2 separate regions of the Mus musculus genome follow, and region 1 is linked to region 2. Evidence: chromatin contacts called from ENCODE POLR2A ChIA-PET data. All regions are on one chromosome and are shown on one strand. Each heading gives the region's core, a stretch centred on a gene start or an enhancer-like site at or near the end of the contact. The rest is flanking DNA. Distances are from core to core; before and after follow the strand shown. Region 1 overlaps Dcaf5 (DDB1 and CUL4 associated factor 5). Region 2 overlaps Actn1 (actinin, alpha 1).

What was found. ChIA-PET counts read pairs that join two places held with the same protein, here RNA polymerase II (POLR2A).
Region 1: POLR2A ChIA-PET joins it to region 2 with 10 read pairs in Patski. The contact joins two enhancer-like sites. POLR2A ChIA-PET finds 5 or more read pairs at or near these places in 2 of 5 experiments (Patski and embryonic stem cell).

What each region holds. Positions count from the first base shown.
Region 1 is chr12:80,342,815-80,346,479 of GRCm38, forward strand. All of the region lies in intron 8 of Dcaf5 (DDB1 and CUL4 associated factor 5), which reads right to left. Among named protein-coding and RNA genes, the nearest start is that of Mir1843a, 47 kb to the right of the region's middle. Within about 2 kb of position 2,198, at least 1 of the 3 ENCODE cell types and tissues checked has a DNase peak (open chromatin) inside an H3K27ac peak, as active enhancers do.
Region 2 is chr12:80,215,193-80,218,920 of GRCm38, forward strand. All of the region lies in intron 1 of Actn1 (actinin, alpha 1), which reads right to left. Among named protein-coding and RNA genes, the nearest start is that of Actn1, 43 kb to the right of the region's middle. Within about 2 kb of position 1,384, at least 1 of the 3 ENCODE cell types and tissues checked has a DNase peak (open chromatin) inside an H3K27ac peak, as active enhancers do.

The DNA of each region.
Region 1 (3,665 bases), core at 948-3,447, 130 kb after region 2:
CTTCTGCCTCCCGAGTGCTGGAATTAAAGGCGTGCGCCACCACGCCCGGCTAAGTTTAAAGTTAGTTATACGTTGACTCTGGAAGGTGCCAAAACAGACTAAGCTCAACTGTGTATTTCTGAAGACTGAGGCAACAGAATAAGCCCGGATCGGGAGGCAAGAGACTTGGGAGGGTGGGCTCCTAGTTAACTGGTAACCCTGGGTGAGGCGTGGCTCCTCCACCCAAGCAGTGAGTTAGATGGGCTCTAATGTAGCTCTAAGATTCAGAGCAAAACAAAACTTCTCCCTAGAAGTCAGTGTTTGGTTGAGAGCAGTACAGAGCAGCAGGAGCCCATGTCCCACCATTTCCCACAGTCCTGAGCAAATCCCTTCACCCTGGAAAGCCTCCATTTCTCAACCATATTATGAGAGTGATAACACGACACAGGCTATAGCCAAGCATTGATAGGCATGCTGCTTCCTCTTTAATTGGTGGCTGAACCTGTCAGCCAGAAAGCTTTAAGACCAAAAGGCATTAGCTGGCCATCAGAATTACTGACTCCCCATTATCCTGGTCCAGAACGATTTCAAACAATTATAAAACTGTTCATTTCTTTAGATCTAAGTTAGCAATTCAGAAGCAGAGCAATGCTGGGGCTGCAGAGAGGCCTCAGTCGACAGCACGTGCTGCTCTTCCAGAGGACACAGGTTTGACATCTAGTACCCACATGACAGCTCAGAATGGTCTAATTCTAGTTCCAGGGAATTCCATGTCTTCTGACCTCTGTAGGCACCAGGCATGCATGTGGTGCACAGACATATGCATGTAAAATGCTCATACACAAAATAATAAATGCTAAAAGTTTAAATTTAAAGACAGGCTAAGTGAATGTAGGATTCATGAAGGAACCCTGAGAACAGCAGTGGGAGGAGCTCCAAGTGGGCATGCCCACTGCTCTTGAAGTCTCAGTTCAAAGTCAAGCTCAGATAGTAACCTCTATTGAGATGATAAAAATTCTTCTTTCTAAAGTGCTTTGTTAACTGGGCAAATACCTCTAATTCCAGCACTTGGGAGGCAGAGATAGTTTGAGGCTAATCTGGTCTACAGAATGAGTTCCTGGAAAGCCAGTTACTGAGAGAAAACCCTGTCTTGAAAAACAAGCAAGCAAGCAAGCAAGCAAACAATCAAAAATTTGTCTCCATGTCTTGGGAACCCTTTCATCTTTATTTTTTCTCTTCCCTTCTGAGTCATTAATTCCTAGAGAGACCTGTGTGACCTTTGTCATTATGCTCCCCATAGGGGCTGCCACAAACAGCAAGCACACTGTAGACATAACATAGAGCTTTAGAGGAGAATTTGCCCCATCTTCTCAAACGTTAGCTATAAACAAACCCTTTCTTTTGCTGCGTGTGGGCATTCAGAGTAACAGAGGACCTGTTATGAGTGTGAAGAGGTTGGCTCTCTCAAAGGGGCCTCTTTTCCAAGATGACTGAGGCAGTAGAGGATGAGAAAGGAGAGTGGACGGAGGAGATCAGATCTCATGGGAGAGTATGCTCCTGGAGCCGTGACCTGACCCTGTAGAAGCAGCAAGCAATGAAGTGACATCCCATTAAATAACAGTGGTCAGGCCCAGGAGAATCCCAGGCAAAGGTGGCAAGTCCTCACAAACAGCAGACACGTACATTGCTGAGACGTAGGGGTCTTTCAGGATGATGTCAGCTTAGCTAAGCAAGGGTGGTCATTCTAACAGAGAATTGGGCCAGCACTGAGTTTCAACCTGCTTCTTCTCCAATGCCTTTCCTGCATTTAGTTCTCCTTTTCTTTTTCTTTTTTTTTTCTGAGACAGAGTCTGGCTGTGTAGCTTGGGCTGACCTGGGAATGTGCTGTCCTCCTGTCTCAGACTCTTGAGGGCACTCCACCAAACCCAACTATACTATGCCCAGCCAGAGGCAGGTGGGGAAATGTGTGAGAACCCAGAGAACCCAGAGAACTTAAGTGCTCTGCTCTCATTGCACGCTCACGGCTTTAAATGGCCTCTCTGTTCCTATGGGAACCTGGGAGCAGTGAGCTCCACAGCTCAGTCTGGATAACCTCACAGAGAAAACATTTTCTTCTCTTTCTTGAGAACTTGGCCAGTTTCCAACCTATGACCTTTAGAGTTAAGACTTTGGTTGACTAAACAATATCTGAGGAGACTCAGCACAGAAGCATCCAAGTAGATGTCAAACAGGAATTTCTCTTCTAAAGGAGATGCCCAAGCAGAGAGCTCTGAAGCGAATGACGTCAACAGGCCTAGAAAGGGCACGTTTTACAGTGCCAACCTATTAATCATAGGCCAGAGAGAGGGGAAGCAATGTGAGGAACAGGGCTATTTCAGTGACCGTCCTAGTGAAGGGTGACTGAGATGGTCCAGACAGATGACAGATGGCTGCTGTCCGCTCCCTTCGACAGCAAGGTGAAGGCGGTGGATAAGGTTTCCTCCTGGCTTTCTATACATTAACCACATGACAGCAATTTGTAATTTAAATTTCATTGTCTGAAAATATAAGAGACTACAGAATACTCTGTCCCAAATGATAGATCTAGAATCCTCCCCTTCCTAAAGCTCAGAGATCACTGTGAAGATGAGACAGGAACCTGTAAGAGGCAGAGGGGATGGATGACTACAGCAGAACTGCTTCCTGAACACAGCAGGGCAACTGCACAAGTGAACTTGCAGCGGCAAACTTAAGCCACACCAGACTCTAGCATGAACAGGAAGATGCTCACCAAGTCCCAACCTGAGCTGAGGAGCTAGAAGCAACTGATGGCTGCTAGAGGAACAAAGGAAGCTACACACACCCCTCACTCCGCCCCAAACCCCATACACAAACGAAAGCACTAAGTGGAGTAAATGGGCTAAAAAACTTACAAAGCACATAAAGTTGGGTGGGGAGAGTGGTAGGGGAAACCACTAGGCAGGAATTGTAAGGGAGTGGATGCATGTGTGAAATTCTCAAACAATAAATAAGGAGGAAAAATACTAAATCATCACAAATATACTTTTACTTTTCCTCTGAAAACTCTCTCAGGTTATATTGTCATTAAAAAATATTAAAACAGGGCTGGTGAGATGGCTCAGTGGGTAAGAGCACCCGACTGCTCTTCCGAAGGTTCAGAGTTCAAATCCCAGCAACCACATGGTGGCTCACAACCATCCCTAATGAAATCTGACGCCCTCTTCTGGAGTGTCTGAAGACAGCTACAGTGTACTTACATATAATCAATAAATAAATCTTAAAAAAAAATATTAAAACAAATTTTGAGGAAAGGTTGAAGAGATGACTCAGTGGTTAAGAGCACTGCTTGCTCTTCCAGAGGTCCTGAGTTCAATTTCCAGCAACCACATGGTGGCTCGCAACCATCTGCAATTGGGATCCGATGCCTTCTGGTGTGTCTGAAGACAGCAACAGTGTACTCATATACATAAAATAAATAAAACCTTTACCAAAAAAATTTGAGGAATTTTAACTATTGTAGGAAACATAATCTCTCCTTACTTAAGAGTCAAGTTATCACAGGTCCTAAAGTATTTATCATTTTATGGGGGCAGGAAGAACTCATAGTAAAGCACTTGCCTTGCATATACAAGGCCCTGGTACAATCCCTAGCCCTGGGCGAGGTGGAGAGAGAGGGAAGGAGGAAG
Region 2 (3,728 bases), core at 134-2,633:
TCATGCCCTGTGAATTAAAACAACAGGTGAGCTCACTGTGCCGATTAGCTGATCAGCCTGACGCAAGGTAGGATCATCTGGCAAGAGAGAAGCTCAACTGAGGCTCTGCCTCCATCCCGTTACCCTGCAGGCAGATCTATGGGGGCCTTTTCTAAACTATTGATTGATGGGGTGGGAAGGCAGCTCACTGTGGCAGTGCCACCTCTGGGCAGGCAGCCCTTGGACATATAAAAAAAGGTAGCTGACCGTGAGCCTTAGAAAGCCAATGAGAGGCCATCTTCCTTGGCTCCTGCCCTGCTTTCCCTCACTGATGAACTGTGATCGGGACGTGGAAGCAGAATAAATCCTTTCCTCCCCAAGTTCCTCATGGTCCTGGTGCTTATCACAGCAATGGAAAGCAATTATATTTGCAAAACGAGTTCCTGCTAATTCCAGTTGTCAGAGGGTGTGCGAGGCAGTCCCCCACCCCCACCCCCCATACAACTGTGTGCAGGCTGACTGGTTACAACTCTAGAGGAAATCAGCTTGCCAATGTGAACCACAACAGGCCTGAACTATACACCCCAATTCGAAGACTCTATCCTGGGTATAAAATGCCAAATAAAGAAAAGGCCTAGGGGCTGGAGAGATGGCTTAGCGGTTAAGAGCATTGGCTGCTTGCTCTTCCAGAGGTCCTGAGTTCAATTCCCAGCACCCACATGGTGGCTCACAACCATCTGTAATGGGATCTGATGCCCTCTTCTGGTGTGTCTGAAGACAGCTACAGTGTACTCATATAAATGAAATAGATAAATAGATAAAGAGAAAGAAAGAAAGAAGAGGTGTTATGCATGAAAACTTGCTCCTTAGCCTAACTGAGGTGGAGAAAACCAGGAAGACACCAAATTGTAATAATAAGGCACATAGTTAAGTAAATCACCATATGTGCCCACATAGTAGATGATTAATATGATAGGTTCTGAAATAACGTGAGCATAAGAATGTGTAATTAACAAAGAAGTCTGAAACAAGATAGCATGCACTACTGCTTATAAACACAGGGTTAGAGCTGTGTGCAATCACACAGACATGACAAATGACTAAGACCAAATGTGTCCAAATGCAAACACACTTGGTGCTCCAGGAACTGAAGTTCCCAGGATCCTTAGCTGCTCTCCTGGCCCGACTGCCTATAAATACAGTTGGCTGGTTACACTCTCTGCCTTCTCCCACGGCAAGCCTCTTCTTTTAGACATTTATTTCCCCATCCACAATCCAGGCTGTCCACGCTCAAGTGACCTGACCAGAGAGGCTCCCAGTGACACCAGGACAGAGTAAACAATGCTCTACAGCCAAATGAGACCGGGCTAGGCAGGAACAGAACAGCAGCAGCCTACCACAGGCCTAGGTTTCACCTGCCGGCCACACCTCTCCTGGACACAGCTTTGTCTCTTGGAACCAAGGTTAGCAGTCCTGGCTCACTTCAGGGAAGCTATTGTTCCTGTCAGTCAGGAAGCATGGGCCTGCCCTGGCTCAGCTAGGCACGTGACCTCTGATAAGCTAACCTCTCTCAGCCCAGAAATCCCATCATCCATCTGGTGCTTGGACAACTCAGCTGAATAGAACACTTGGTAACAATCTTTTGTTTCTCTGTAGTTTCTTTCCAGTAAATTCCACAGAGACTGGTGGTTTAACCTCAAGGGACTCAAAACATGACCAATGTTTTGGTCTCAAGACTGCAGCTCCCTGACCCTCCTGGCCCAGCAAATAACTGTAACTAGTGTACTGGACGGGCTAAACCTTGGTGTCCAGGGAACACTGGTGGGACATGCCTCTAATCCCAGCACTCCCGAGGCTGGGGAAAGAGAATCCTCAGTTTTGAGATTAGCTTTGATGATATAGTGAGACCCTCTCTCAAGAAAATGAAAAACAAAACCAACCAAATCAAAGCTTGAAGCTGGACTCTGCCTGGAGGACCCAGGAGGCCATGGGAACCGTGGCTGGCTCTAGGGTGGAGGAAGAGAGGTTTGGAACTGGGGAGGGAGAGCTGTTTGCTTTCTGCAGAGCATCCTTTTGTTTTCTTTTGAATGTTACACCACACGCTGTCATTATCTATTTAAAAACCCATCCAAATGTAAAGAGAGTCTGGCTGAAGTGTGTAAATTACAACATTATCATAAGCTTCTGGGAAGAGACGGAAGAGACTTCCTGTTTCTCTGGGATCATTTGGTGGAAGAGAGTGTCTAGGCTATTACTGTATTACTGATGGCTTCCATGATAGAGGGAAAACTCTCTCACATTTAAACAAATGGAGGCTGGAGAGGGTGACTTAGGCTTATAACCCCACGACTAGAGACTGGAGGATCAGTGCAAGGTCTTCCTCAGTTACACAGTTAAGTTGGAGATGGCCTGGACTATATGTGATCCTGCCTCCTAAATACATGCATGCATACATACACAGAGAGAATATGACAGCCGTGCAGTGGGCACACGTCTTTGATCACAGCACACGGGAGGCAGAGGCAGGCAGATCTCTGTGAATTCAAGGCCAGCATGACTAGGGGTACCAGGATATCCAGGGTTACATAGAGAAACCCTGACTCAAAATAAAACAAAAAGCCTACGTATGAGAGAGACAGAAAGCTCTAAAAACATTCCCTTAATAAGTAAGAGGTGAAACCCTTTAAGAAAAGGCAGAACTAGACACAGGGACAGAGGACAATCTGGCATCTGGAACACATTTCCCCCACAGCTAAGTCTACAATGATTAATTGTGGGGAGAGTCAAAGGATAGCCCCTTAGCCACATGGTCCCAGAACCCCCAAAGGAGAAATTAAGCCTCTTGAGGTTGGTCTGGGACTTCCTATACAAACTGGCTCCTCTCCTGGGATCTTCCTTCCCAGGAGCAGAGCCAGCAGGTCCAGGCAAAACCAACAAACAAACGAACCCTCACTGGACACTATAGTCTTTCAATTCCACCAGCAAGCACCATGCTAGTTGAGATGCCATGGATACTGGACAGAGCCAGACCCCAGCTGTGGCCAGAGTTCCTGGTGTGCTTGGGTTTAAGTTCCCTGCTCCACCTGCCAGCTGACATGGGGATGGTCACTCCCCAGAGTCCCTCAGAGTCCACCCACATGCGGCCAGTTTGGCCAGGGCACGTGTTCTAGGTAGTTTTTCTAAGCAGAGACCTGTCCAGAGAGATCTCAGATGCCTGGTGTGCTGGTAATGTCAACAGGAGTGTCTGGTTAGCTTATTAAGGGCGGTCTGCCAGCCTTTCAAAGCAACTGGTTCACCCACAGATAAAAGGCAGAGCTCCACACAACAGCTCCACCCAGATCTGTTTACTTTCCACCCACCTGCAAGCTGCTGTGAAAGAGTCCTCAACCACTGGTTGCTCTCTTCTGCCCTCTAAGTCACCCAGCCCACCACCCCACATCCCTGCATGAGTGCTGGGGTCAAGGAAACTCAGAGTACAGACGGCCAAACAGGCTAAGCTTTAGGACTAAACCTAACCTCTCACTAGCCTTGACTCTATGGGCAATGAACTCAGCCTGAGATCCTCACAGGTAAAATGGGGCTAACTAGACCCATAGTCAGTATTCTGTCCACAGCAGACTGATAGATGCTTAAAAATGCCAACCCAGCTGGTCCGAGTAACCTTATTTAATCCACCTGGGCCTCAATTGCCTGGCCGGACAAAGGGGATAAATAATGTCATTACTTAACGGCTTTTAAGATTAAGACAA